Regions from separate parts of the Mus musculus genome. Here regions 1, 3 and 4 are each linked to region 2. Evidence: chromatin loops called from intact Hi-C (ENCODE). Cell type or tissue: heart. All regions are shown on one strand. Region 1 overlaps Gm29822 (a long non-coding RNA gene). Region 2 has its middle 130 kb from the start of Erbb4. Region 3 holds the start of Gm29822 (a long non-coding RNA gene). Region 4 holds the start of Ikzf2 (IKAROS family zinc finger 2).

Region 1 (8,000 bases), 530 kb before region 2:
AAATGCTGTCCTCGGTTACAGGTTCTTACCTCAGGCTGCGGAGAGCAGCCAACAGCCTTGACAATATATTGCCTGCAATGTTTGGAGGGGCCATAAGACTTCTTTTGACCATGGACCCAGTAAGATGTACAATAAATCCTAATTACAGTGTCCCCTCCCTCTACTCCTCCCAGCTCCTCCCTACCTCCCCTCCCATCCAGTTCCATGGTCTTTCTGTCTCTCATTAGAAAATAAGGGGCTTCTAGAGAAAACAATTGAAGATTAACAAAACAAAATATAATAAGACAAAACAAATGCCGTCACGTCGAAGTTGAACAAGGAAATCCAACAAAAGAAAAAGAACCTCAAGAGACCTTATGAGACTCAGAGACCCACTCATTCACACATTCAGGAATCCCTTAAAAATACTAAACTGAAAGCCTTAATCTATAAGCAGAGGACCTGGTGCAGACGTGTGTAGGCTCTATGCTTGCTGCCTTAGTCTGTGAGTTCACACGAGCTTTGCTCAGTTGATTCACAGGGCCTTGTTCTCCTGGTTCTTCATCCTCTCTGGCTCTTACACTCTTTCCACCTCCTCTTCCACAAAGTTTTCTGAGCTCTGAGGGAAAGGATTTGATGGAAACATCCCAATTAGAGCTGTGTGTTCCAATCTCTCTCTCTCTCTCTCTCTCTCTCTCTCTCTCTCTCTCTCTCTCTCTCTGTCAGTAATTTCTAGCTATGGGTCTCTGTATTTGTCCTCACTGATGCAGAAGAAGCTTTCCTGGTGATGGCTGATTAAGGTATTGATCTATACATATAGCTGAATATCATTAGGAATAATGTATTGGTATGTTATTTTTCTAGACCAGGAGTATTTAGTTTTATCCCAGGTCTCCTGGCTATCTAGTTTCTGATTGTTTGTCACCCAAACTATATCAGGCCAGATATGGGTTCCACCTTGTAAAGTGGGCCTTAAGTCAAATTGGACATTGGTTGGTTACTCCACCTGCTTTGTGCCACCATTGCCCTAGCAGATTTTGAAGGCAGTACAGACCATAAACCAATAGTTGTATGTCTGGTTTGATGGTTGTTTCTCTTCTGGTACCCTGAAATGTACATTCCCATACTAAAGACACTGGAACACTTAGGTGGAGAATCTATGAGACACCAGCTCACCTTTTCCTTCTTCAATGAGGTAATGGAGCCTTGCTTTTAGTGTGTGATGAGCAATCTATTGCCTTGGCAGCGTCCTGTGTTGTTTAGAAGTTTGCATGGGACCACTTTGGCCAATAACTCATTTGGATGTAGCCCAGGCTAGGTACTAGAAGTTTTGCTTGGTAACAAGAGATGGCCAGTTGTGACTCCATCTCCCCCATTATTTGGAATTCCACTAGAATCACTTTATAACTGCTGGAGGGTTTCTTATCCCTTGGTAGATCCTCTTAGCCCCCTGTCCCATCCATGTGTCTAAGTTCTGTGGTCATCTGGATTGTCCATACATAATGGAAAATCTAAAAGTTAGTATCTGCATAGAGAAGAAAATATGCACCATTTGTCTTTTGGAGTCTGGGTTACGTGACTCAGGTTGACTGTTTCCAGCCCTATCCATTTACCTGTAAATTTTAATTTTTTAATAGCTGAATAATAGTTTATTGTATAAACAGACCTCATATTCGTTACCTGTTCATCAATTAATGGAATCAAAGCTGTTTTTATTTTCTGTCTATCATGAATACTACAACAAATGAACATGGATGAGCAAGTATCTTTGTGATAAGATGTAGTCATTTGGGTGTCTGTCCAGGATAAAAGGCCTACACTATGAGATGGACTCTGATAAAGTGGCCAAGAATCTGAGACTAGATGGATCTCAGGCGCAGGGGCAAATATGCAACTACTGTTCTGCTAAAGAAATATATCTACAAAATGACTCCTAATGACATATTTCTATATGCATAGGTCAGTACCTTGCCCAATTCCCATAAGAGAGATACTTTTTTGTGTGCAGTAGATAAGAACTAACATCAGAGCCACAATTGGACAATGTGCAGAGAGTGAGAGACGTAGGAGCACTCGATCCTAAATGAGATGTCTTCATCAGACTCCTGTTCTCAAAGCTCAGGAACCTACAGAGAAGTCTAAAAGATTTTAAGAGACATGTGGATGATTCTAACAGTGTCTTCTAGACACAAAAGGGCTGGGCACATATGACCTCACAGACACTGTGGCAGCATGCACAAGTCCCTCACAGGTTTCAGTCAGAGAAAATCCCAGCATTGAAAGGGGATGTACAGGCAGAGTTCCACCCCTAACCAAGAAGCCATCGATAGTTTCTTTGAAAGGAAAAACAGTTCTCTCCAATGGAGTGTCACTAGGTCCCTCAGTCACAGTCCAGGACAGACCCCATGCCTGGGAGTAGCTGACCACCACCACCATCATCATCACTACCCACATACATACACACACACATACACACATCACACACAAACACTACACATCACACACCACAATACACACACACTACACAACACACACCAAAACAGATACCACACACAACATATATACCACAACATACACAACACACACCAAAACAACATATCACACACACACACCACACATCACACATACACTTCACATACATACACCACAACACACACCACACACATATACATGCACCCACATACACGCCTGTCACACACACAAACACATACACACACACATACACATACATACACATACCCCACTGACACACACGCACACACAGAGACACACACACGCAAACCCTCCAAGTAGTTGGTTTTGCTTTTGTTTTGTTTCAGCATCTTTTGTATTACTGTTTTTTTTTTTTAATTTACTGTTGTTGTAAGACAGAAAACATACATGAAGTTGGGTGTGTAGGCAGGAAGAGCTGGAGGAGCAGCAAGACATGAACAAAACATACTATGTGAATAAAACTTTCATTTAAAAAATAGAAAATAATGAAGTATTTAAAACAGCAGTACCTGAAATGTCAAGGGCTGGGCATTGCAGTCTGAGGGGGACAAACAGTACACTGTGGCTAAGAAGGTCATGTGGGGAAAAACGCAAGATGAATATGGTCCATTTTTCAATACAAAGTTTTCTTATTGCTTCCCTCCCCCACTCTTCCTGCCACCTCCTGCTTTTGGATGGGATAGTACCACATAGCGCAGACTGGCCCCAAGCTCTCTATCTATCCCAGGCTAGCCTCAAATTTGTAAGCTTCCTGCTTCTGCCTCCCAAATGCTGAGCTTACCAGCACACACTTGAAGGTGGCAGCCACCATGCCTCAGGACTCACTTCAGTCTGGCCTCCCAAGGTTCACTGGAGCTTCCTGACATCCTCAAGTCATCCCCTGACCTCCATCTGTCCTGGACACTGTGTGTGCCTGAATTTTGTAGGGGTAAAAGCCATTGTGCAACTAATGTGTGGGGTGGTACACATTGGAACACATGACCTACCTCAGCTCAGCCAAACCCACGTACCTGAGTATGATCATTTCTGTTAACTGAATATTAAAATATTTACCTGAATTTGACCATTCACTTATTTTTAGCCAGCTCGATAGTGTGTCTTGCTAGATAGCTAGATATTGTACTTGCTTTAGTAGAGCTCAAGTTTCTAAGTAAGATCTACAATGGATCACATCTCTTGCAGCTACTTTTCTAAAGAGGCCATTGGAGAAAACCTGCCAGGGACTCCTTGCAAATTAGCCTTTCCGCTTAAGCTGTTAGGTGGCAGTGGCTGTGTTTGCTACCAGATGTGACTAGGCAGAGTCAGGTGACCTCAGTCCCTATGCTGTTTCAGAAGCTTTGTAAGTGTCTGGCCCCTAACACACTGAAATTTACTGTTCGCACCTAAGTTATCTGAGAAGATTAGCATTGCCACTTACAAAATGACATGGAACACATAAGGAAAATGAGGATGTAAGATGGTTTATGGCATTGACTTCAACTAAGCTTTCTTCATTCCTCCCTCCCCCACACTAGAAATAAATTTGGAAAGGCCAATAGATGTTACTTAAATCTAACAATAATGACGTTCTTTTCCTTTCTTTTCGTTTCTTTTCTTTTCTTAAAAAAAAAAAAAAAAGCAGTGTTATTATCTAGGTCAGAGGACAGCTCTGTGGAGTCCGTTTCCCCCCTCTCCTCTTTACATGAGTCCCAGAGATTGGATCCAGGATCAGGCTTCCAAGTCAAATGCTTTCACCTGCTGAGCCTCGTTTGGTCTAGGATTATCAGTTAAAACATTTCTTCACATTGTGGATAGACATGCTGAGTCCCATTAGCACAAAAATGTGATAATAGAAGTAACATGCCTTTAAAATTAATTACGTTACCTGAAAATAACTGGAAATGCTCTCAAACACTGAGCATTATTTTGAAGTGTGTATAACAACAAGCAATTTTGGTGAAACTTCAACGAGTAATTATTGAAAATCTACTATTTTTTTCCCTCATAGCCATTAGCTAATATAACAGTGGCAACAAATTAAAATGAAATACATAAGATTTACAAAACCCCTTTAGAGAGTGTACATAAATATGTTCTATGTTTGCATGTGCACATAAATAAATATTTATTAAAAAGTCAGACTCTCAGATTCATATTCAACATCCATGAACTACAAAAAAAAATTATACAAATAATTTGGTATTTTTGACTGCATAAACATCTGTCATGTCAGTGCCTTGTGCCTCTGCAGCCAGAAGAGGGCATCAGATCCCTTGGAACGGGAGTTACAGAGAGTTGGGAGCCACGTGATTGAGAATTGAACTCAGGTCCTCTCTAATCCAATGGTTCGCAACCTTCCTAATGCTGCATCTCTTTAATACAATTCCTCGTGTGTGGTGACCTCAGCCATAAAATTATTTTGTTGCTACTGCAACATTACTACTGTTATGAATTATGATATAAATATCTGTTTTTCCATGGCCTTAGGTGACCCCTGTGAAAGAGTCATTTGACCTCCCCTCCCTGCGAGAGGTTGAGACCAACAGGTTCATAGCCTCTTAACCCCTGAGCCACTCCCCAGCCACACATAGCCACATTTTCAAATGACCATGCTTTTCACATAACAAAATTTCTCTAATTATAAATATTTTATGGTTTCCTGACACTTACTATTTTATGCAGTATATATGAGCTAAAGGTTTATTATTATTATTATTATTTGTTAGGTTGGTTTTACTTTTTAATGTTTTATATTAGAAATGTTGGGCTGATGACATGATTCAGCTTGTGAAGATGCTAGATGCTTAGTCTGAGGACCTGAGTTTAATCCCTGAGACCAACAAGACACTGTTGCATAAATAATTGTCTCCATGGTGTCAGAAGGAAAAAAAGTCTACTTGTCCTCTGACCTCCAGATGTATGCACGTGTGTGAACACACATGCACAAGACAGAGACACTAAAAATTAAGTTGTAATGTCTATAACAAATTTAGGAATTTTAAACAATGCTCCCTTAAGAGCAGGTCCCAGTGCTGAATATTCACTTATTTTGCAGGATCATATTATTTAAGGCTACACAGTAACAGAGGACCCTACAAACACAAAACTGGGGCTGACGACAGAGCAATAGGCATCAGTCTTTCTTATTTTTCTCTGAAATATGTATTTATTTTAAAATCAAGGTGTCTATCATTAACACTGTTCTAACATAAGCCTTCAGTCAAGTCCCTGTCTGTACACCCATTGTAAGAACCCCACCCTGCATATGCAACTTTATGAGCAGTTGGTATTTATAACGTTCCATTTAATTTCTCAGCCTCGTTTATCTTAGAAGCAAAAGCTCGTCTTCTTCACTGGATAACCCCTTATAATCTGAGGAACAAAGTGAAGCGTTGTCTTCTGTCACGTGACATCTTGGTTTTAAGGAAACTGTACTGTACAGTTTAGAGTCGTCTTCAGAGAAAGAGTCATTTGTTTGACTTCTTGCAGCTCAAGGATGTTGAATGTGAATGAATCTGACAATCTAACTCTGTAATATTGTGTCACTCTTGAATGACCAAGATGGCTGTGCCAATACTCAAGCTGCAGTACCCAGAGTGTCACACTCATATCCTCTAAATCATAAATTGAGCAACAGAGCTGCTTTTGTTCAAAGAATAACTAGGAAAGGGGTAAAGAAGCTGCCTACCCAAAGCCAAATGACATTGTCAAGCAGACCTTTGGACTATACAAATTAATTTCATCACACCATTGTGTTAGAATTTACCTGCTCTAAAAGAAGTCAGAAAGTGACTTCTCTTTCATCTATACACACTGCATCAACATCTTCACCACCATCATCACCACCACCACCACCACCACCACCACCACCATCACTACCCACCACGCATTGCCACCATCACAACCCACCACCTTTGCTACCACCACCACCATCACCACTGTCACCATCACCACCATCATCACCATCACCACCATTAGCAGCACCTTTCTCTCCCCCTCCCCTTCAGTGAAAAATGTGATCAGCTACCCATCCTGTATTTTTAAGTGTTTGGGGTTCTTTTTCACAGAGGATCTCCTATAAGCTGAAATAAATAAGTGTTATCATTTTTTACTAACAGGAGACAGTTGGTGCTGTTTGAAAGTTTGAGGGCTTCTGCATATGAATTTCCTTCTGCTTTGTTTAATCTACCCTTTAAAATTTAAAAGCTCTATGCTTATTGAACTAAGGAACCAGAGTTAATGAAGAAGACAATTAAATTTACCCAAACTTAAATTCCTGTGACTGTACTCAGCTGTATAAATAATTGTCCCCATGGTATCAATCAAGTAGCTGAAATTCCACCCCAATGAGAAGTAAAGTTCATATTCATTGGATGCCGAGGATGCCTTTCTATCCATCTATCTCGCTCTCTATCTGCCAGTCTATCTTCTCCAGATTGATGCACTGTGTTGGGTGCGTTCCTCCTACTTCCACGGAGTCAGGTACTTATAGATAAAGGAATGAAGCTTTTAAAAAAAAATAAAACAAATAAAAATATACTCTTCTATTTCAAATGGAAATATTTACAATGCTAGAAAAGCTGGTTACAGACATATTTTTTATTAAATTTATGTACTGTTGCCTGGAGAATTAATAACGTCCCACCCACAAGACCACTCTCCTGCCTGGTCATTATGGATTTTTCAGAGTTGAATCACATCAGGGTTAACATCAATGAGAAGTAAAAAAGCAATCTTGTCTTAAATACAAAAATTGTTCCCACACAAGTACAAGGGAACAGGCATGAATAACATTTACAATAGTGAATCAATGTATGTGTAAGGACATAGGCTTTTCTTTAGTTTGTGATAACTACTGTACCATTAATCTAAAAGTGCTTCACTATTTCTTTGAACCGTTAGGTAATGACTACAGCTAAGAACAGGATATTGAGAATCCAATTATCTGACGTATTGTTATATGCTATATATGTTTATGTATATGTTATACATTATCTATGTTTATGTATATATTATATGTATGTTGCTTTGGCAGAAAACATAAACCTGAAGGCAACTATAACAGAAAGCCTTCTGTAACATTCCTTACGTTTTTGAGAATCGAACAGGGGTTTCTCATGCTGTCTCTCCTAAGTTTATTGAAATTCAAAGCAATAAATTAAAGTAAACCCTTGCATTTGTGTCTAACTTCTGAGTAATTAACTCAAGAAGAGACTGACACATGTGCTGCTAATCTTTCATGCTGTGATTAAGAGAGAAATAAAGACATCCATCAAACTGGATTACTTCTTCATTAAGGAGCCTCGGAAACTCGTTTTAACTGTATCAGAACCTCCCATTTTGTAGGTTTAAGTGAGACATTGCACCCTCCCTGTTAAAGAAGAGACTGCTAAAATATAATCAGCACTGGAAAGGGGCTACAATCCATTCAAAATTTCTTTACTAGTTAAATAAGATCGCTGAAAGAACGCAAAAGGACATTGTATGTTTGTTGGTGCCTTCTCACCGTACGCACATAAAAACAGAATTAGGAGGCCCAACTGGATCCT
Region 2 (8,000 bases):
CACGATTTTCTGATTATAAGTGATTTGTGTTTAGAGTAACAGAGAGACAATTGACACAAGAAATTCAGATAGCCAGTATGAATCCAAGACTGTAGTCAACCTCGATGACCAAATAGGAAAGTTGACTGAACAAAATAAAGTAAAGAAAAAAAAATAAAGACAGAGTGGTTCCATCTTTTCTTCTGAGCAAACTTGGGATATGAAGGAGAAAGGAGGATTCTCAGAACTGTAGGCATGACCACCTGATGATGGAGAGAATCTGAAGCTTACCCAAACGTCTCCTTCTCCTCGGTGCATAGTGAAAGTCACCCTTGAGAAACAAATGTGCTGTACACATTTGTTCTCAACTGTTATCTAAATAGGGAGTTTCCCAACGGAAACAATTACCAGTATGGAGATGGCTTAACAGTGTGCATGCTCCCATAACATAATATATGCTTTTGACTACTTTCAAGAAAATTTATCAAGGCAAAAAGCAACAGTATCAGGATAACAATATTCATTCTGTATTCCAGGATATGCGGGTGGGGGGGGAGGCAGGGGGGGATAGGAGCAAATGTGAGGCTCTTGATGAGCTCTGGAGTCACCTTCGGCTGTCTCTCCCTGCCCTGGGACTGATCTTTCCCTTCTTCCATTTTTCCTTTTCTATGTTTCTACTAGATTGGATTTTAGAGATGAGCAGAAGGTAGGCTAGCACTCCTTGCTCATGTTACATAACTGTCAAGAGTGCCTGAAAGGTCTTTGCTTATTTTGTTTTGTTTATCCTAAACTTAGTCTCTGATGACATGATGTTCACTCTTTCACGTCATTTTAGCTCATTAAATGTCTTTTGAAAATTTGAATGAATTTCTCACGTTTGGGTTTCATTCTTTCTTTCTTTCTTTTTTTTGAGACGATATATGTATATGTGTGTGTGCAATGTAAACAAGTATGTATATAAATGTTCTAATGTGTGTAAGTGCACACCTGTGAATGTCTGCGTTAGAGATCTGCCATTGATACTGAGTGTCTTCTTCAAAGGCTCTCTATATAGTGATGCAAGGCCTCTTGATTGACCCTGTAACCGAGTGTTTCGACGACGGTAGCCAGCCAGCTTGCTCCCTAGCTTCCCTGTCTCTGCCTCCCATGCTGCAATTTCAGGCAGGCTGCTGGAAATCTGGCTTTCGGGTGTTTAAGGGAATCAAAACTCAGGGACTCTGTTTGTGTGGGCAGTGTTTTACCAGGGAGACATTTGTCCAAGCCTTGCTTCGGTTTTAGAAACAGAGTCTGGGTCTTATCAGCTCAGCGTGATTTCTAGCTTGTGATGGCCCTATCTCAGACTCCTGACCACTGAAATTATACGTATGTACCACTATGCCTTTCTCAAGTACACACAGTTTTTATTCAGGTGAATCATACTGTTCCATACGTATCATTATTTACTAATCTTTAGGAGGTAGAAAGTGCTACAGGGATCACTCAGTAACCAGTAGAATATGAGTGTGATTCCAAGAATTCCTGAAAATGCTGGGCTCCGAAGCTTAGTTCTGTGGACGTGGAAGTAAGAGGATTTCTGGGGCTCGCTGGCCAGGCAGTCTAGCCTAATGGTGAGTTTCAGATCAATGGGCGATCCTGACTCAATGATACATGAGATTGTCCACATGCATGACATATGTGCACACATAGAAACAAATTCAATCACATGCATTTAAAAAGATCAGCAAAGGAAGCAGTTTTTAAGGTCTGGTTATGTTGCTTTAAAAATATTCATTTCTTACTGCTAATTTGTGTTTCACTTGAAATAAATTTGATAACTGGAAAAATGTAGCAATGGATCATTTCTACGATGCTGGATTATATAATTCTGCCATTAGTCCCTATCTTGAAAGAGACTTTTGAATGACTATAACTTTCCGTTGGACATTGAGATGGTTTGTTTGCTTTGAAGAATTACGAGGCAGAATTCTGAACATGGTTTGCTAAATATTTTGCTTGTGGCCCGAGGAAGCAAAGTCATGAGTGCTATACTCAAAAGTTGAGATAGCTTGGTCTTGGGAACATTTTTATTATGTATAAAAAAAACATTCAATCCCCAAAGACTTTTTACTTATATGAATTATGTCAACTTGTATTCACTGTCCAATTAAAATGAGAACTTTAAAAACTATGACAATACACACCATGCCCTGGGAACTCCATGTGTGATGTTTTTCATTCTTTCCGGTTAACAAAACTTGCACCCATCTCCAGCATGGGCATATGCAATGACCCAGTCCCATGCAGCCAGATTAGTCTCAGAATTATATTTTACCACCCTGTCTAATATTGGCAGATTTATTTTACCACTGTGCTTGTATAATTAGAAAAACTATTGTATAAGAAAGAGCTTCATATTAGGGAATCCTTTTCTTAAAAATCAGGAACTTGGGTATGACATATGTGTGTTCATCATGCTTATTTTGTTAGCTTAATTATGTCAAATAGCTTACAAAGACATACAAATGAAGTATTTTTCCTTCATACTTAAAAAAAACTTGTTCTTATTGAGTGGAATAACGAAGCCTGAAATCCAATTTCCAAGTTTTTATAGCTCTTGAAATTATACCTCACTTCCTAGGAAGATGAGTTCATAGCATGTATTAGGTGAATCTCACCACACTCTGCGAGACCTTGATGCTGACAGGCAGGAGGACAGGTTGGCTATCCATTCATGGCGAGGTTGCATGTTGATTTTGGCACTTGAGGGGATTTGAAGATACCAAGTCTTAAACCACCGATATATGTAGAACCTGCACAGATAGACAGGCACTAAGTACCCATAGAATTCAGAGACCCGGGAGCTTAGGGTCCAAGTTGTTGTCTAGAGAGAAGCCATTCTTCCTGAATGAGATAACCCCAGATTTCAACACTGAAGTTCAAAGGTGACTTAGCTGTGTCACACTTGAACGCTATAACCCTCCGAGAAAAATCTCACTAGGCATCACCAATGAACAACACTGGTATACTAGATTTGCTTAAATTCTCCACGGCCTCAGCCTCAGCTCCTCCTTCACCACCCTTTCCCAGGCATAGGATATAGGATCCCTAGACAAATGTGTTAGAGCCACACTGTGTGCTGATGTGCTAGGAGGGTATGTGTGTGTTTGTGTGTGGGGGTGTGTTTATGTGAATTATTTCAATTATGTTATTTCCTGAGATGGCTTCTGCTATTTTCTCTGTTTTGTATAAGTAGAAAACAGAGATAAGGAGTGGAGGTAACTTGCCTAAGGTGACTGACACAGCTTGTGAATAGAGGTACTGGAAACTTAGTGTTAGTAGGAGTAGCTGGGGTGTGTGATGTCAAAGAGCCAGGGCACAGGTTAACATTTTAGGTGAAAGATTAACTCTCTAACAGTGATTATTAAATGTTTTGGGGTCTTCTATTCTTTTGGGGGGGGTTGTGAAGAAAAGTGGTTTTCTTCTGGTCCCTCCCATCTCAAAACTCAGCCCCTCTGACCTACACTCACTGTCAGGAAAAAGCTGTGGCCATCTCCTGGGACCGAGGTGAAGGATTTTCTAAGTATATTCTTCAAAACGTGTCTTAAAACTAGAAATGCAGAATTATCCTCCACACTGTGACTCAGAAAGTCCAGACCGGCACAGTCGAGATGAGTAACGGCTGCTCCTCGGAAGGGGCTGGTGAACAGGTTGGAAATGTTATTTGTTGAGACTTTTCTACTCGCCATTGTGCTCTGTGTGGAATGTGCACGGCTTCTGGACCAGCCAGCTCCGCCTAAAATGGCTCTTTGAAGTGGGAGGTCTTTATGACAGAAAAGGAGATGACCACAGAATGAAAAGGATTAAGGAATAAAAGATCAAGAGTGTGCACGGCGCGCTTCCGCCACCTTGTGGACAGAGATGTCTTTGCATGTCTGCTGGGAACACCAAACTGTTTTTCAAGATTTTACTTTGTTTAAAAGAATTAAATGAAAGGAATATCTAAATATTTTCACATTGCCCACATAAGTCTGTTTCTTTTCAAAAATTAAATCATGTTTATTTAATTATTTATTATCCATTTATCTGTTTATTGTGTATGTGTGTAAGGGCATGTGTGTAAGCCACAGCTCAAATATGGACCATAGAGAAAAACTTATCACAGTAAGTCCTTTTCTTCTACCATGTGGGGCCTGGGGAACAAACTGAGGTTTGGTGACAAGTGCCTTCAACTGCTGAGCCATCTCACTGGTCCATTCTCCAAACACACACACACACACACACACACACACACACACACACACAGACAAACACACACACACACACAGACACACAGACACACAGACACACAGACACACAGACACACAGACAAACACACAGAGAGAGAGAGAGAGAGAGAGAGAGAGAGAGAGACTTACATGGTGTCATATTTTGATGACTTACATATTCTCTGTCATTAAAATAGTAATAATTATATATTTGCATCTTAATTCTATTCTGGTCATTTATGTTACTTTTATTTTTAAAATAGGATAATTAATCTTTCTACCACTCAACTTTATCTGTGAAAGGAATAATTTAAGACAATGTAATTTATTATATAAATTATGCATACTGTCTTATGCTCAGGAGACAGTATATAATTGTGGGCAGTATCCATAGCTTTATCATTTTTATTTTAATATTCATTTAAAAAGGTAATGGATACATATGTTAGGGTGTCATGTACTGCTCATGACAGAGACATATGAAGTTCAGGTGAAGCTTCACACAGTTGCTGACATTTTCAGATAAAATGTCATCTAATCCAGTTTTTTTTTTGTAAATTTTGTTCCATCTTTGTCAGAGTGAAATATTTATAGTGTTTAAAGAATTACATATTCAAGTTCAAGATTAGAAACATGTTTATTTCCATTTAAAATGATAATATTAGATCAGAGTATATACCAATCAAATATAAAGGAGAATTGTGTGTACATTTGTTCACACAAACACATGTGTATGTATATGGTATGTGTGTGTGTGTGGTGTGACGGTATGTGCCACGGAAGCGCAGAGAAAGATCTCAGGTATTTGCCTTATTCCCCTGAGATGGGATCTCCTGTTGAAACCGATATTAACTGTTTCTCTGTCTCCACTAGCATGGTCAGACAGTGAGCTCCCTTGGTCTGCTTCCCTCAGCTGCCAATGCTGGCACTGTGGAGACACGTGGCAATGGCTGGCTAGAATTTGCACCTCGTGTCTTCATGCTTGTGTTGCTAACAGTTTCTTTTACCCACGGAGCAATCTTCCCAGCCACGTGGAAATCTTTCTTCATTCATAAACAGTTCTTCTGGACCTGAGAACTATTATATCCCAATGTTTAGACACACAGATAAAGTACTATTTGTAGCTAGTGTGTCCTATGTATATGACTTCAGTGTTTCTTTTTTATAATTAGCCTTTGGTGAAAAATTGTGAATGATATTGTAATGCATTAGGTGGTCGCCGATAAACAAGCCGCCATCCTTTCTGGGGTTTTAAAAGATTCCCCTGTGCATGGTCAGTGTTTACATTTAAACTCAGTTTGTTTTGCTGCTTTCTTTCATTTACCAAGTCTTCATTTGGGGAAGAAGTAACAACTGTTTTAGTTTTCATCTAAATGAAAATAAAGATACAGAGAAATGGAATGCATTTGGTGTTTAAAATGGTAAGAGGGTGAGGATCGTTTTGTGTTTCTAATTCTGAACAAGGGAAACCACCAGATGTGAAATGGGATTAATAGAAAGCCGTCAGGCAATCCACAGGTCTGAATCCTGGCACCCACACTCTGATCCCTGTGATAGTTGGCAACGTAGATTTCCTGGAATTTCCCACGTATCTTGGTTTTCTCTGCAGGGTTGCTGAGTGGCAAGATTAGCAAAGTGACATTGCATCTAAAACGGTGGGGAAGGATTCAGGGATGCATGATGCACTACGTGAATTTCTATTGTGTGTTAACAACATCATGAACTTATAGAAAGAGGGTTTCATTTCGATCATGGTTCCAGAGTGATAAGAGCCCATCTTTATCATGTTGAAGTATGGCAGCAGATGGACATGAAGCTGGAAGCTTGGTGTTCATTTCTTAAACCACAGCATGAAGCAGAGCATAACCTGGGAATGGTGAGTGGTTAAAACCTCAAAGCTCACAGGCACTGACAGGTTTCTTCCAGCCCAGCCATGTTCATTTAACGTATCCAGACAGCGCCACCAACTGGAGAGTAAGTATCGAAACATCTGAGCCTACTGGGGACATTCTCATTCAAACCACCACACATGCTGAGCCTTTAGTCTCTTCTTGTAATAGAATAAAGGACGTCAACAGACTAAAATCTATGGGCTGCAGACTTAACCTCCATGCCCCCTTTTACTTAGAATAGAACTTCAAATCAGCTTGTATGCAGATATAGTGAAATTAGACAGTGGACTTAGAGGACAGTCAGTAAGTTCATCTCTTTATCTCTCTTGTGTCCCTTTCCTTTTATAATGTGGTAATAGAATTGATTCTTGGTGGAAATCCTAAATGGTTGCTACATTCTAATGTTTTAGATAGATACCTAGGAACTTACATCAATTCCATATTTTTCTTTATAGAATCTATGAACAATAGAATCTATCAACAAATGTGGCCTCATTTGCTTTTAAGTCATTTAAACCTTTTTTTTTCTTCAGTGTATTCATCTCTACTAAGATGCCATGTGTCATCGCTAGCCTGGATCATTCACTTTCTGAACTGGTTTTCTGCCTTTTGTTCCATACTTTGCGATTCATACTTCTAAATAGAGCAGCCAGCCTATGTATAGTTGCCCTCCTTCCTTCTTAACTTAAAATTCTCCCCTGAATTTCTTCTTGCTCTATATGCTGTCAAGAGCCACTGACTTGACTTACTGTGTGTCTTCTCTAAGATTCATGCATTCCTGTGGGGGAAAATGATGGTGGAGAAAGGGATGTTGTTTCATCTCTACAGCAGGCGGTGGGTTAGCATGGTCAGGTGGTAGTAAGTATAAGAAAGAGCTTGGCTAGTGATCACTGAATAGCACAAAGTCTGGAGCTCTCAAAGTTCACTCCTCAAGTAAACCTAAACATGGTGATGAGTTATCCCTCCTTCCTCAAAGATACTTTTTAGATTGAGAACAGACATCTGGGTCATAGACTAGAAATCACCTGGGAATTGCTGCCCTTCGCCACCCCCTTTCTGTATCACATTCTCTATTTTGTTAGCTTAACACATGAACAAGTAGGAAATGTGTTTTGTAGCCTCAATTACATCTTTTTTTTTTTTTTTTTTTTTTCCATTTTTTATTAGGTATTTAGCTCATTTACATTTCCAATGCTATACCAAAAGTCCCCCTTACCCACCCACCCCCACTCCCCTACCCACCCACTCCCCCCCTTTGGCCCTGGCGTTCCCCTGTACCGGGGCACACAAAGCCTGCGTGTCCAATGGGCCTCTCTTTCCAGTGATGGCCGACTAGGCCATCTTTTGATACATATGCAGCTAGAGTCAAGAGCTCAGGGGTACTGGTTAGTTCAAAATGTTGTTCCACCTATAGGGTTGAAGATCCCTTTAGCTCCTTGGGTACTTTCTCTAGCTCCTCCATTGGGAGCCCTGTGATCCATCCATTAGCTGACTGTGAGCATCCACTTCTGTGTTTGCTAGGCCCCGGCATAGTCTCACAAGAGACAGCTACATCTGGGTCCTTTCGATAAAATCTTGCTAGTATATGCAATGGTGTCAGCGTTTGGATGCTGATTATGGGGTGGATCCCTGGATATGGCAGTCTCTACATGGTCCATCCTTTCATCTCAGCTCCAAACTTTGTTTCTGTAACTCCTTCCATGGGTGTTTTGTTCCCACTTCTAAGGAGGGGCATAGTGTCCACACTTCAGTCTTCATTTTTATTGAGTTTCATGTGTTTAGGAAATTGTATCTTATATCGTGGGTATCCTAGGTTTTGGGCTAGTATCCACTTATCAGTGAGTACATATTGTGTGAGTTCCTTTGTGATTGTGTTACCTCACTC
Region 3 (8,000 bases), 550 kb before region 2:
TCCTTTCTAAGATGACTGACTCAAACTGGCTTCTCTCCTCAGCTCCTCACTGAATTGCTTTAATTAAAAAAAAAAAAAAAAAAAAACCTGCCTCTGAAATCCATGAACTGAACTGCACTGACTGTGCAACCTGAACAGAAATGAACTAAACTGAATTGCACAAATGCAACTGAACTCTGGGGCATTCAACTAAACTGCATCAAGCTACACTGAACTGAACTGCACATGCTGATTTGCCCTCCACTCCTGACTTATTCTATGCTGCTCTTAAGTAGCCTCTCTTCCCTGTCTGTTCTCTTGAGAGTTGGGCATATCCTATTTCTGACTCACTCTGTCAAATCTTTCCCTGATTTGTCACTTTATCTGCCCCTCAATTATACGTCACTTTCAAATACAGCTGCTTCCTTCTATAAACTTACTTTACCTTCATTTTCTGGGATTAAAAGTGTATCCTAAGGGCAAGTCTATATTCCAGACAGAGGGATTAAAAGTGTGTTATTCCAGCCAGACCACACAGACCTAAAAGGTGTTTGGATGTGATCCCTTGCCAGAACAGTGATGTTACTGGATTTTTAAACTTCCTCTACAATTTGAAATAAAGCACAGGAAGAAAATATGGAGAGATATAATCCTGAGATTAGGTTAATTTGTACTAGTTCATTTTAGTTCACTACAATGAAGTAACAGTGCCAGAAACCTTATGAGGAAAGAGATATCTTCAGCTCAGTTTTGGAGATAATACCATGGTTAGATATTCCTGGCAGTTCAGCCTCTGATGAAGACCACTGGACTAGGCCACATAGTAGTTGACACCATCATGGTAGTATTGTTATGTACAAGAAGAGATAACAGGAGATGAGTTTGTGGAAGGGATCATTTTCCTAATTACCTTACACTAGACCTTAACTTTTAAAGGTCCTAGCATCTCTTGTGTTCATACAACCACAAATAAATCTTCCAACAGACAAACCGTCAAAGTAAACACTTAAACTATAACACAATTTCAACCTCAAATGCCTGAAAGAAACCTCAGGAATGTCTGAAGTGGCCTGGAGGTAAAAAGGCCATACTTTCTGCATTTAATTATAGAGTTGACGTTTGACCGATATATTGTGTTATTTATACACTGCTAATACATTTGTCTGTGCTTCTCAACTAATTTTAGCATTGTGTTGGTGAAATTTTTAGTTATAAAACAAATACTACTTTGTAACAAATCTCTTTAGGTAGTAGGTATTGTTAAAAGAAAGGCATGTAAACCAAAAAAGCAACAACAACAAACGAAAAACACAGACTAATGTTTTTGGTGAACTCCTTGGTCCCCAAAGAAGGTAGACGAGAGGATCAATATTTTGCTTTAAAGATAGATTGAGTGGGAAGTCCCTGAAAGATTAAACTTTGAAGAGCCAATTTTCTGGCTTATGATATAGCCATCTGTCCTGTTTAAAACTTCAAAAAGTGATTTTTCTCAGCATCACACTGGCCTATGTAAGACACCATGGGGCAAAGAAAGGAATAAGTCCATCCCGAACTCCAAGAAACACTCGTGGACCATTCCTGCTTGACTTACAGAGCAACACCAACACAGCTACATATTCCAAGCACTGCTGTATACTAAAGACAGAAATCAAGCCGGTCTGTCTTAAACCAAATGGAATTAGGGGATAATTTTGTCTCGATAGCTCTGATTATCATTAAGGGTGACTCATTCAGCACCCAATATTTGGCCTCTAACAACGACTGTAAGTATGGAGAATAACAGCCATTTGCTCCCCATGTAGCAAAACCTACCAGATAGCACAGTGAACAGTGGTGGGCATTTAAACAAAACCATAGGGCCTCTTTGAGTCTCTCTACAAAGCATGTTGTGCCTTATTTTATACCAATTCTGTTTGGATATGCAATTGGGTATTTTAAACAGTTAGCTTCATTTTGAGTTTACCAGTGTATAGGATACAGTGAATAGAAGATGTATGGGGTCGGTCTACTCTTCGTCCTCACTTTAGAGACTAAGATGAAAGGAGTGTTCCACCATGTAAGAAGGACACATGCTCCACTATGTTCATAGCAGCCTTATTTATAATAGCCAGAAGCTGGAGCGAACCAAGATGTCCCTCAACAGATGAATGGATACAGAAAATGTGGTACATTTACACAATGTAGTACTACACAGCTATTAAAAACAATGAATTTATGAAATTCTTAGACAAATGGATGGATCTAGGATATCATCCTGAGTGAGGTAACTCAATCACAAAAGAACACACATGATATGCACTCTCTGATAAGTGGATATTAGCTCAGAAGCTCAGAATCCACTTTAGAAGACGTAGCAAAATACCTATGGAAGGAGTTACAGAGACAAAGTTTGGAGCAGAGCATGAAGGAATGACCATCCGGAGACTGCCCCACTTAGGGATCCATCCCATAAACAACCACCAAACCCAGATGCTATTGCAGATGCCAACAAGAGCCTGTTGACAGGAGCCTGATATAGCTGTCTCCTGAGAGGCTCTGCCAGTGCCTGAAAAATACAGAAGTGGATGCTCACATTCATCCATTGGATGAAGCACAGGGTCCCCAATGAAGGAGCTAGAGAAAGTACCCAGGGAGATGAGGGGGTTTGCAGCCCCATAGGAGGAACAACAATATGAACTAACAAGTACCCCCAGAGCTTGGAACTATACCACCAATCAAAGAAAACACATGGTGGAACTTGTGACTCTAGCTGTATATGTAGCAGAGGAGAGGCCCTAGGTCCTGTGAAGGCTCTATGACCCAGTACAGGGGAATGCCAGATCCAGGAATGGGAGTGGGTGGGTTGGGGATCAGGGATCAGGGGGAGGGGGGAGGGGATAGGGGATTTTCAGAGGGGAAACTAGGAAATGGGATAACATTTGAAATGTAAATAGAGAAAATATCTAATTAAAAAAAAAAAAAAAAGGAGTCCCAGATACCTGGAAGACCATCCCATTCATGTAAACAGGACAGAAATGAATGACAGCTGTCAATTTTCTAAGTTGAGAGAAAGCAAAAGTGCAAGTCTAGCAGATCCAGAGCACTTCCTGTGGGCTGTTCCCAAATTACCTTCTTATCCAGGCAGGGTTTCATCCTCTCCATCCTAGAAAGACAACATCCTAGATCCCCGCCACCGAAAAAGAATAAAAAGTTCTAGCACCACAAACTTCGATAGGACCAAAGCCAAAATCACAAGAAGGGATTTTGATACTTCATTGTTCCCGTGAGAGAACATTAGAGGAACGCCTAGAAATCCATTTGCGCCTGTCAGTATCATCTACCTTTTCAAGCTCCCAATCCATTAAGTCACTAATGGACGAGCCACATCAACACAGACAATAGAGACACTCAGCACGGCTCAAAGTGGCCAACTAAGTTTTTGTTGTTGTTGCTCTCATTGTTGTGTTGTGTGTTTTAGAATCCAACATAGCCGCAAATGGATTTGGGAATGACAAAAGAGCTGGCCCGGAGGTCATTTCAACAATTCGTAATAAAATGTAAACGCGGGTAATCATCCCAGTGAGATCGGAAAGTTGCCTGTGGCAGACGTGGCCACCGCCATGCTACCCACATAAGGCGACAGCAGACGTATAATACATATCAAAATCAAGTACAGAGGCTTATTATCCTAATCACGAAGAGATAGATTTTTCTCAACGTTGTCTATGAAAGACTTTGTTCTCTTACGCCAGCAAAAGCTCTGAAATCATTCAAAAGAAAGTCATTATACAGGAAAGAGCTTAGGCCGCAAGAAGGAGCATTTTATGGCAGAGGTGCGAAAGGAAAGAATGAAACCTAGACTTCATTTCGAATTCATAATGACTTTCAAGATTGATTCTCCGATGGCAGTCTTCTTGCTTTAATTGGGAAAAGAAAAAAGAAAAAGTCTGCATCCTGGAGCCGAGCCCATTCTGACTCAGCGTATTGTTGGAAAATGGCAACAGCGCCATCTACTGTCCAAATAGAGCAACGATCATTTCAAACTGTCTGCCATGAGCCACTACTGACAGAAATCTTAAAATTATTGGTAACCGGTATAGCACCTCTTAAAAATTTTTTAAATGCATACTTTCCACATAGATAAGGGCATCTTTTTCTTTTGCTACAAATTATGTTGTACATGCTATTACTTAAGACCATTCTGAAAATATTACATATATATATATATATATATATATATATATATATATATATATATATATTAAACACATATCATCCTATTCAATAGTAATAAAGATTTCAGGGGTGGTTTTGAACTAATTGCACCCTCCTCCTAAATTTATGTTTCTATTAGTTTCCAGACTGTTTTCTAAATCTAATTAGCAATGAAATTCTCCTTGTTAAATTTGGAGACAACAGCCCAGGAAAAGATAGTAAATGGCGAACATGAATGTGTTTATAATGTGCTTCCTACATTGCTTCCAACCAATGCCAATAACGAGTTTTAAATGATAATTGTTATTCCATTAATGTACTTTATATATCAGCTGTCCTATAGAAGAGATGATGCTCGAAGTCCCTGAATAAATAGACTACATGGCAGCACTCTAATTAAAAGGTACACTTACGATAAATTGCATTTGGTATATAAATCACAAAGCCCTCGTAGACATAACTTGGGCATAGCTACATAAAAATGGAAGGAAATGGACTTGAGGCAAAGACAACATTTTAAAAACATACACTATGCCACCAAGAGTTCTACACATGGTTATTAAGCTAGTGATACACACTCAAACACTGAAAGATTGATAACCATTTTAAAATATTGAGAGTTCATTATGCTCTGCATATTCCATCGTAAGTGCAGGACACTGTGAAGGGCCCAAAGCTCCTATGTGGTGGTTCCAGGAGGAAAAAGCCAGCCGCATGCTTCTGACAACGAGTTTTCCCTTTCTTGTGGATAAGATCGTCAACTACCCTGATGACTAGTGCCCCCCCACCCCACCCCCCCCACCCCACCCCCACACACACTCGTCCTGGGGATGTCTGTACTGGCTGCTTTTGTGTGTCAGTTTGACACAAGCTGGAGTTATCACAGAGAAAGGAGCCTCCCTTGAGGAAATGCCGACATGAGATCCAACTGTAAGGCATTTTCTCAATTAGTGATCAAGGGTGGGAGGGCCTATAGCGGGTGGTGCCATCCCTGGGCTGGGAGTCGGATTCTATAAGAAAGCAAGCTGAGCAAGCCAGGGGAAGCCACCCAGTAAACAGTATCCTTCTATGGTAACATCCTTAGGTAAATATTGCTCAGATCACCTTGCATACTAAATGCTTATCCTTACCGGACACACAGACCCTTCACTTGGACTAAACTCATCATGGTATCTGTATTAGGTGCCTAGGTCTCCATTTTACAGATTGGAAAATTGAGGAATAGGAAAACCGGGCAGCTTACCTAGGATATCCATTCAATATATGCTTGCTGTGTTACCCCATTTAGCTCCTGACCCCAGGGAAATGAACCACCCAACCCCCAGAGCAATGCTTAAGCATTGTTCTCCCGGTCCTCTTTGTCAGTCATGTGACAAGATTAACAGTTGAAGAACTCCTTAGAAGACAGGGTGAATTTATTCTAACTAGAAACGGAGCAACTACCCAGGTGTCACACATGAGAATATCCCTGGCATCCAGCGCCGCATCTCTTGCTTGCTGCCCGAGGAGGCATACATGTTTTCATCATTCCAGACCAGGTCTTTGTGCCTCAGGAATCTTCCCAAGTCAGCGATTTCTTTGATTTTCCCTAATGTTTCTAACCTCGGGCAAAAACATTACTCGGGAATGCAGGAATACTAATAATACAAATTTATTTTTTGTGCATCCTTGCAGGACCCTCCCCCAAGCCTGCAGGTCATAGAAGTTGACGTAAACAAGTGAGCTACCAGCTCCGTGTCTTTCTCATCTCGGTTCTGTTTATATCCTGGTCCCTAGCATCATCTCCCGTGGTGATACATCTGTTCTACGCTACAGTAGAAAGTCCAAGAGTGTCAAAGTTGTTGTTTCCTACCAATTATTTTTTTCCTACTACTAAGAGGATATTCTCAGTGAATGGCCTATGAGAATCCACTTAGATGTCAACTTCTCTAGAGGAAAACCAACACTCCCATTTCCGTAACACAAAAGGCAGACAGGAGACCTAATTCAGTTACTGATCTGTAACTGGCTCCCATCTTATCAGTAACTTGCACCCTGGATTAAAACTAGTTTAAGACATCAGAAAATAACCCAGGGAAGTAAGATCTGTCTTGAAACTAAGACAAAGCAGCCACCGAGATGAACAAAGATGCCCGAGTAGAGAAAGCCCTTGTTTACAGGTGATGACCCCAGAAAAAGTAAGAACAACACTTCTGAGTTTGGGTTTTGATGCTGGAGTAGAAAGAGGCGGTCAGTTCTGGAGCTAGGAGAGAATAGACCTACTACTATGGGCACAGGGCAGCCATGCAAGGAACTCCACCACGCAGAAAGATGGTGCTTAAACAGATAGGTAGCGAGGTGTGACAGCTGTGAAGAGTCACATAATTCATTTCAACAAGATTTGGAGATGAGTGATGGCCTTCAAGAACGGGTGGTCTGGGATTTGTCAGCCCCGGGAGTGACTGAAGTCAATGTTGAAACATTTAACTAAATCTCCAGGTTGCAATGACCAGACAGTGACCCAGGGAAGTCAGAACAACTCTCTGAAGAGCAAGCAGTAAGGTATGCAGGCAAGCAGTGTGTGACAGAGAAGGATTGTCTCGTGAGACCAGCCAGTTGGAACTCGTAGCCCAGGTTGAAAGTCGGGACAAAGTCCAGACACCTAAATCAGCGATGCTCACAGTGTTTGTGGAGTCCTAGCCCAGACGTCAGACTCGTAGCCTGAAGGCAACATCCAGATCCGCTCTCTGTGTGAGGTCCTCCCATCGTACCCACGGTCCCAGAGCTTGGAAGGTCAGTTTCTATTCGCACGATGAGATCGTTGCCACCAGCTGTCACAAAGAAGAAATCCTCACTTAAATCTTCCAATGTCAAAGGAAACTTGTATTACCATAGACTATTAGTCATGAGGACATTCTGATTAAACAGGGCTGATGGTGACAATTTTCCAGTCTCGACTTGAAGGCGCTTGGCTTCTTTAACCTCCCTGATGTACAGACCGGTTTCAGAGTGAACGCAATCCAGGGGCCCACAAATACACATTCCCTCGGGTTGTCTATGATCATAGAAAAAAACACTGTAGAAAGATAAACTCCAGTAAGAGCACAGGCTCAGGGAAGGGCAGCTTTTCATCTCAGGAAGTCGTTGAAGGGTCTCCACAGGGAAGCGTGTAAGGTACTCTCTGATGCGGGCACTCTTGGAGGGCAGGGGCGCAGTGGAGTTGTCCAAGGGCAACCATATTTGTTTGGGGAGTGTTAACACACCAGGTTTAGCTCAAAGGCTTCTCTCTGCTTTGCTCACAGGACCTTCTACAGATGAGTCAATATTGACAGAATACTTGCTCAGTTTATGGGGACCTGGAACCCTCCGGAATTCTCCTCTGCAAAGGGATGGTACTTTGACCCCTACTGTGTGGGAGCACTGGGGCAGAGGAAGAGGAAATAAGCAAGTTTTTCTGCATGTTAGTAACACCCTGGGATTCATTAAACTGCACAGTTTTAAGGCCAGGAGTGCCAGCCTTCCTCGGTAAGCTCTTTGCATTTTTAATCTGGAAGTAAAAAAAAAAGCACTCGTGGTATCTCTTGATGAAATTGCAGTAGTGATTTCTGCATTTGTATACAAAGTCAAAGGTTGAAAATAATTACCTGTTTTAAAATTCAAACCAAGTATAATCTTTAATCCCCTCAAATTCTGAAATTTTTACCATCTGGAAATCTTCTAATGGTTGTTATCTTTGAGCACACTCTCTCTGGGCTTTATATATTGAGGGATGCAATGGAGAATTGTATTAGGCACTGTGGCCCAGTTTGTGTGAGGCAAGACGTTTTGAGTCCCGATCAGCATGGACT
Region 4 (8,000 bases), 450 kb before region 2:
TCAAAGCACAAGATGAAAACAAACAAACAAACAAACAAACAAACAAAACAAGTTTTTTTTTTTTTACAAAAATGTAGGAGATATAGGCATGATCAGTTCAAGTATAGGTGTTTTAGAATTAATCTGAAGCTGTGGAGCTTGGGAAAACTCTATTAAATCTCCAAGCTTTAACTTCCTATGGGAAATAAGGAATATAACTACATTTAGAATGATAGTGGGTTTTAAATGAGATGATACACAAAACGTGCTTTCTTTACCTTGGTACCTGGCATAAAGTAAACGCCTATAATAATGATGGTATATGTGGCCTTTCTAGTTAAACTGATACTCCAGATTTTTGGGACAGGTTGCATTATAAGTCTAGGGTGCTAACCACCATGCCAGTGTACCCCCATAATCCCAGCACTTGAGATGCAGGGGCTGGAGACTCCCTGGCAATTTCAGGTCAGATTGGTCTAAGGGAGTGAGTTCTAAGACAAATGGTACTATATAACAAAACCCAGTCTCATGAATAAAATGCTAAAGATTCTGCATAATGTTTTTATTTCTCAACAATATTCCATTTAAAACAAATCAGTCTACCATGTATAGAAGTTTCTGGATCACAGTTAATAGAACCTTTAGTGATAGTCTACCAAGTTTCCCCCAGGTGTCTAGTTTACTGGGATTTCCCCAGGTGTCTAGCACATTACCATGGCATCAAATGTGAACAACGTTTTGAAGGTTCAGCCTAGCTGCTGGGGAAAGGTACTGATGGTGTAATTCTCCCTGTCTATATCATATCTTACGACCCACAGTTCAGAATGGAGCACTAACTCCTCTATTAAGCTAACCTTTCTCTAAACCACAGTCTTGAAGATTAGGCGGAGATGACATTTGACTTTACTACCAGTAGGTGACCTTTCCTTGGGTAAGATACCCCTTTCACAGTATACATTGCTATGTAGAACTGGCAAACAACAAATGACTCCCCAGTTATATCCCCCCATGGCTCTTAACTTGCTGAGGTTGTGGCCATCTGACTACTAAAAAGGGAAGATCGAAGCCCTGGGTCACTGCCGGCAATACATTCCTGTGTTCCCTTTCGATTAAGTGAGATTAAGGGAGCGATTAGACTGCACCACTGTGAACCAAGTTGGTTTGGAAGTTGTTGAAGCTCCTCCCAGTCACAGGACAGGGACTTCCACGGGCTTTTCACACATCTAAAAGACAGGATGGGTGGTTAGTGATAAGGGCTTGGTTATCAGATGCTTCTTCGGAGATGACACCTCTCAGCCACAATCCAGCCTTTGCTATACTGAATACAGTCTGGCTCCTTGTACTTTCCCCTCCAAATTTCACAATTAAAAGATCATTTTGGGTTTTCCATCCCATTCCTGCCAAACTAAAGTTTCCCACTCCTTGAATTTAGTTGCTAAATATATTCTGGACTATTGAGGATAAGGTTTTTTTTGCTGTTGTTTTGTTTTGTTTTGTTTTTCACCTATGTCTAAAAAAATCAGTGTTTATGCTCACTAGACTCTTTTTCCATTTTATTGCTATCCCCTATTTCTGAGATACATTCCCAGACAATTGGTGTACTTGTCATCTTGTGCCAATACTATATCGGGCATCTCAACAAGTTTGCTGTAGTTTTTATGTGCCAACATCTTGGGTTTCTTAGAATTACTTTCCAATGACTCTTAGATAGGGTTGCTTTTGCACAGTACCACTTATTGTAGCTTGAAGCTCTAATTTTGTACAAATAGAAGGCTCTAATTTTTTTTTCAAACGCAGAACACATTTGCCTTTTTAAAGCAATTATGAAGGGTTATAATGACATCTTTAAAAATACATGCTTCCATTTGTATTCAGAAACCGGTGAAGTCCTCACCTTCTTTGTCTGTCTCTCACTTCATAACTCTCATCTGCGATGGTCTTAGTCCCTCCTCTGCTGTAGGACAGGAACATGCTCCCTAGTAGAAAACTGTTTAGAAGTGTAGATTCATCATGTTCTCTTTTCTAGGGATGTGGGTATTTGAACAAGAGTCTTATCTCTAACTGCAAAGTAATACTCTTTAAAGAGTGTTAAAAGGACAGTGTTCAAGATAGAGAGGGTGGGAACACGGACTTCTGATTTAGACCTCACAGGTCAAGCAACCAGACCATAGACTCTTCGTATCCCTGGAGAGGCAAAGCTGGCAGAGAGCAATGTGCTGCTCTAACATGGGATCTTAGAATGTTGCCCCAGAATCCTGGGAAGCCAGAAACAAAATCAGAGTCTCGATGAAAACATTCTAATTCTGGCTTCCCACTTGTTCAGTGTGTAGCTAAGTGGAGAGATAGAAACACCATCGTCTCTTCTCCCACTTAAAAAGATAATATTAACTGCAGCCATCTATGTGTACAGTGTTAAATTCTGTTTCCCTAAAGGCCATATTCTAACATGTACTCTATAGGACTAATTGCATCAAGGATCACGAAACCATCAAAAATGTATATATATAGTTTTTTTAAAAAAATCTTTATTATTACATAAGAATTACAGTTTGTCCTCCTACTACACAAACATACTGAAAATAAAACCAAAACTTAAAAATGTAGATTTAATTCCCTGAGCAAAACAAGATAAAAATGAGATCTCTATCTAAGTTTCTTTAAAGGGAATTGTTTTTAAAGCTAAAACAATTAACACAAACCGTTCAGGGGAGAAAAAAATCTTACTTTATTATGTGTCTTTTAGCCACAGTGCCTTGTAAAGTTTTCATTTTGCTAATTAAACTTAGTGGTTGTAAAATTAAATGGGCTGCACTCGCTAGTCACCTGGTTTCCTGCATTGTCATCGAGAAATAATTTGTTCTGAAGTTGAGGCACCATGAAAGTGCATTTTAATCGAGACTACCTTTATACAGTAATTTGCATTTTTTTATGCTTTTAGCTCCCTTTACAATTGATATTTTTCAATAAATTTGATAATATCTAGGAAAACACCAACAGCCTTTGTATGGATAAGCTAGAACTAACACACTAAGGACACCTGTATCATGACTTACAAGCTAAGGGCTGACCCAATTCATTAGGGAGTCAGAATTTGTCATCGCTATTTTTGTTCCTTGACAATAGCTTAACACATGGAAGGAGCATATGTGTTTTTCCATTTACACAACCATTCAGTAAGTGTTTATTGTCCGTTTAGTGCCAAACAGTGTGCTGGGTCTGAGAAGATAATGAACTATATAAGACATCATCTCTGCCTTTTACACGAGTAAACTCTAGCCAGGCAGTGGTAGCACACATCTTAAATCGCAGCATTGGGGAGGCCTAGGCAGGTGAATCTCAGAAGCCAGCCTGATCTTCAGTGGGTTCCAGCATAGCCAGGGGTACACAGAGAAACCCTGTCTTGAAAAACCAAATCAGACAAATAAGAAAGACAAAACAAACAAAGAAAAACCAAGAGTAAATTCTATTCGGAGAGCTAGGTTTTCTTTTTAAAACCAACATGTGAGCAGAATACCTACAACCATGTTGCATTGGAAATATGTCAGGTCCTGGAACAATGGTGGGAAGGATCAGCTTCCATAGTTTGAACAGAGAGAGTGAGAAGGAGACAGCAATCAGAGCAATGCTTTGCTCTGATGGTATACCTGTCCCCAAAGTGAAGATTTAACCTTCCAGCAAGATAAGGAGAACTAGACTCTCCTGGTGCTATCTTTTCTTGCACAGTTCAAGCATATAACTGCCTAACAAATTGCATACAGAGTAGCTATGGCTAAGGGCATAAGTAAATCCATTCTTTAACCACTACCAAAATATCGTGAAGGGAAATCTTGGCCAACGTGAATTGCTACGGTTTATATGTGGTCACTTTCTCATGAATGCATTAGATTGTGAGTCCAGGTGCCAAGGTCAGACTTCAGAAATATTAAACTGAACTACCCAATTTAGCTTGTAAACACATTCATGACTTCTTCAGAAAACCTGAATTCATTGTAGTCTCTGAATGAGAAAGGAACATGGGATGTTTTTTAAAAAAAATCTAATTCCCACTCTTCAGAATGCCCTCCTAAAATTTGGGCTTCATGAGTTCCTGCCTAAATAGCTCTCTCTTGGGGGACGACTGTGTCTGCTAATAAACTGTCCGAAGGTTTAACCACTAGGGGGAGAGGGTGTGCCTCTGGTGGCTAGGGAACCAATGGCAGCAAATCGGTACACGGATAAGCTAGGAGAGATCTAGATCAAGCAGTGGTCAGCTAGGTGCAAGGACCACATCAAGTGTGGTAGTTTGGTAACTTAGGATGGCTTCTCCAGATCTCACAATGAATCTTCTTCTGCAGACGGATTCTGTGGCTTTTAACTAGGAAGACTTTAGTACTGAATGTTTAAGTCTTTCCCAAGGACCACCATGACTTTGCAGATACGCTGACACTTTTCAAGTGGGAAGGAACACTCTGAGAACTTCTTTCACACTTCATAGTATGTCACCTTTTCTATACTGTAGCGTCACACGCGCCAGCTTTCTGAATTTGCTGTCTGTTGAATTGATTAGAAAGACTCGACTCCTAGATTCTCTTTAGTTTGACCTTTCCAAATCTAACGTTAAGTGTGTGTGTGGGGGGGGGGGGCGGGGGCGGGGATTTTATTCAGAGAGCTGAGGAGTAGGTAAAAATGTTAGTTTTAACAATGTCACAGATATTGCAACTTTAAAGAAAATCATCAGGAAATTATTGAAAACCCGAGCACAAGTGGTTTACTCCCAATGAAATGATTATTTGCTTTAAATCATCATTTTCTATAATTAAAAAAAATGAACTGAACCTATAAGAACAAATTGCTTAGTAACTACAATAGATATAATAAGGTTGTAAAAAGTGAAAATAGATACACTGGACATTATTAGTGTATTCATTGTATACCACTGTGAACCTTTGCTCACACCAGAATCTAAACACAAGGCAGAGCGGTGCTTAAGGTGAAAGTTGATTTTATTTTCAATGTGTCATATGGCTTGCTTCCATGGAAAAGGGGGAAGGGAGAAAACTCTCAGCAACTATTTCTGGGATTCTTTAAAGGAGTGGGAGGCACAGCGCCTGCTCCTCTTTCAGCATTGATTTTCAACACAATATGCGATACGGTTTCTCAGAAATGTTGTTTGGCACTCCTGATAATTTCATGTGATTTCAAACTTAAACCACTCAGACTACACAGTTCAGTATTTTCAGCTCCTTTCATTTTCCTTTTCCCTTTAATTATAGAATTCTTTATTCCCCTTTCTGTGGTCAAGAAAGATAGTAAATGCTGCTATTTGTAGATTGAAAATGCATTTATTTTCTCAGGACGATTCCTATGCTCTTCGCCCAACAAATGTAAACGTCGTGATTGGCATAAGGCTAGGCTACACTTCCAGGCTAACAACTTTTTCGAACCTCACGGTTCCTTTGACTCGGGTGGATGTGGCACACGCCGGGACAGGGGTGGATATAAACAGCAAGTAAACACTCTAATTTTAAACTTGCACTGGGAAGCACTTTCACAATGGGGACAGTGGCGCTCGCTCCGTGTCTCCCAGGGCACTCGCAAGGGTCCCTCTGTCCGGCTCAGTGTCCCAGATCCTCCGGGTGCCGGGAGCCGGGAATCCGGGGAGGTACCGGGCCAGAGAGAGAACTTCCCGCGGCCGACATGAGCCGGGGGAGCCCGAGATCGTCCCTCCCGCGCGGCCAGCGGAGAACGTGAGCAGCGGGGCGCGGGGAGAGGGGCGGAGCCGGCGCGGGGGGCGCGCGGGGCGCGGAGGAGGCGCGGAGGAGGCGCGGAGCCGCGCGGCACTTGTCCTGTAATCGATTGCCGAGCGCGCCGAACGAGCGGCCGAGCGCGCAGACACGCGCCCCCGCCCCTCCCGCCCGCGCGCTCGCCCGCTCGCTCGCTCGCTCACCCGCCCGCCCGCTCCCGGCTCTCACGGACCCGGGCGCTCGCTGACGACCCCCCCCCCAACCCCCTCCGCGCGCGCGCGGCCGCCACCGCCGCCGCCGCTGCCCGCCCTCCGCCCGCGGGCGTCTGCGCGAGCCCGGCCGGCGGGGGAGATGTGCTCGGGCTCCGCCGGATCGGTTTCTCGGGGTTTGACCAGCTGTCCCGGGCTAACCCTGCTCCTCGCTGAAGATGGAGGAAGTAAAAACAGGATTACCCTTAGCTACAGATCCACTGCCTTAGTTTCCACCACCAACTGCAGTGCACAAACACACGTTAGGCACAGGAAAGAAAGAAAGAGAGAGAGGGAGAGGACACACTAACAGTAAACACAAACAAAAGGGTGATGGGATTATTTTACTGCATGCACTGCTGAGGTAAATCTCCGCTTGGCTTTTTGCGTGGGGAAGAACAGCTCTTGTTTTATTTGTCTTCTGATTCATAGATTATCTATCAATTTGTGTATGGTTTGCAAAGGGGTTGGGGAGGGGGAGTGTTTTCAAAGTTAAGTGTAATGATATGGAATCTTGTTTAACAGTGTGGTGTGATCGAATGACTTGTTGCTGTTAACCAGGGATAATAATAATATAGACGCTTTTCTTTGGGGAGGGATGGGTTGTGGCTCTGATTAGGGAAATGATCTCTGTTAAGGACGCTCAGGGAATTTCGTTGAAGATGATGTCCTTTGCCTTAATGTATCGTCCCCTCCTTGTAATCTGCTTCTGGGATGTTAATGGACTAATCAGTTCTCATCTTTATAGCTGTCATGGATTTGGACTTGTTTTTGCTTTGTTTTAACTTGAATTCCAAGAAGAAAGATTGGATAACCTGGCATAGATTGCAGCTGTCTGGATAGAGGCTATTATACTGTTGAGATTGAAAACAAAACAAAACAAAAATAATAATAAAAATCTGGTGTGACACATGTATAACAGCAACAGTTAAATCGCTTTGACAGGTTCTGGTATGGACGAAGGAGATGGAATGAAGATTTAATTTCTTTTTCTTTTTCTTTTTTTCCTATTTTGCCAGAGGCCACAAAACAGTCCTGTGAAGTTGGCCTAGGTTCCTTGCTGGGTTCTGCCTGACTGTCCCTCCCCTCGTACCCCCCCTCCCCTTTTTCTTTCAGTTTTCTTGTCTTAGCTTTTGGTCGATTCTTAAGGAACCGGTGGATCAAGTTTTTTCTCTTCTCGTTAATCGCATTGCTGTAGCACTGACCTCTCTCTCTTTCTCTCCCTCCCTCCCTGTCTTTTTTTTTTTTTTTTTTTTTTTCCTCTTTCCTGAAAGTACGTGGTGCCATTCCTGAGTGACTTTTCCTACTAGACCATCCCAAAGGGACGAGGGGGCGGGGGCGGGGGAGGAGGAGGACGAGGAGGAGGAGAAGGAGGAGGAGGAGGAGGAGGTTGGGGGGGAGTGTTCCTTCTCTCTCATTTCTTGGTTTTGTTTATCAGCCGATCTGTTTGCTGGATTCGGTCTTGGAATGACCCACCTGTAAAGTGCTTTCCCTCCTCCTCGGCTTCAACTCTGCAGGGGGCTTTGCCTGGAGGGGGCAGGGAGGGAAGGGGGGGGGGACACAAAAAACTTCTTTCTTTCTTTCTTTCTTTCTCCGTTTCTCTTCAGCCCGACATTGTCACCTCCTCCTTGAGGGGTTAGAAGAAGCTGGGAGCTCCCGACAGAGCTGGAAATGGTGATGACTGTTTTTTAATCAGAGGACAATTTCTTTTGTATGTACATTTTGTTTCTCTTTCTCCTTTTTCTTCCTTTTTCTTCCTTTTCCTTCACTGAGGGTTTAATAACCCTTTCACTGTTGGCGCAGACTTCTTTTGCTTCTAACTGACGCTTCTTTTTAGTATGTGTGTTAAATGTGTACATTTTTAAAGAGATAGACTCATTTGTAAGCTCTCGGTAGAAACTGCTCCCCTTTAAAACTTTCCGGGTCCCTTTCTTTCAAACCTTACGTAACCTAATTGAAAGAATTTGATAAGAGTAGAGCAGGTCGGAATTTAACTGCTATGTAGTGACTGGGAATTTGATCTGATTATTCCATAAAGAAAGAAAGAAAA

The links. A loop is a pair of places that touch in the nucleus more often than their neighbours do. Peaks named below come from ENCODE experiments on the same cell type or tissue, not always from the same donor. Only the 100,000 strongest peaks of a DNase experiment are listed, where the experiment ranks them.
Region 1: it touches region 2 in a loop (7-fold over the local background); 31 of 42 quality-filtered maps call a loop at or near these places.
Region 3: a loop joins it to region 2, with 7 times the contacts of the local background. A loop is called at or near these places in 28 of 42 quality-filtered maps.
Region 4: it touches region 2 in a loop (8-fold over the local background); 24 of 42 quality-filtered maps call a loop at or near these places.

What each region holds. Positions count from the first base shown.
Region 1 is chr1:69,772,519-69,780,518 of GRCm38, reverse strand. The region is part of intron 2 of Gm29822 (a long non-coding RNA gene); the gene reads left to right. Among named protein-coding and RNA genes, the nearest start is that of Gm29822, 11 kb to the left of the region's middle. In heart, a CTCF peak has its summit at 4,706 (motif pointing right); no DNase peak of the experiment used is centred here.
Region 2 is chr1:69,237,778-69,245,777 of GRCm38, reverse strand. No RefSeq gene overlaps it. Among named protein-coding and RNA genes, the nearest start is that of Erbb4, 130 kb to the right of the region's middle. In heart, a CTCF peak has its summit at 3,869 (motif pointing left); no DNase peak of the experiment used is centred here; H3K4me3 peaks cover 372 bases; H3K27ac peaks cover 416 bases.
Region 3 is chr1:69,786,408-69,794,407 of GRCm38, reverse strand. It overlaps Gm29822 (a long non-coding RNA gene), which reads left to right and starts at 6,819. Exons shown (of 3, transcript XR_373478.2): 1 at 6,819-6,945; 2 at 7,455-7,677. In heart, a CTCF peak has its summit at 3,975 (motif pointing left); no DNase peak of the experiment used is centred here; H3K27me3 peaks cover 259 bases.
Region 4 is chr1:69,685,355-69,693,354 of GRCm38, reverse strand. It overlaps Ikzf2 (IKAROS family zinc finger 2), which reads left to right and starts at 7,395. Exons shown (of 8, transcript NM_011770.4): 1 at 7,395-7,661. In heart, a CTCF peak has its summit at 4,142 (motif pointing right); DNase peaks (open chromatin) are centred at 4,184, 5,674 and 6,084; H3K4me3 peaks cover 3,994 bases; H3K27ac peaks cover 2,512 bases.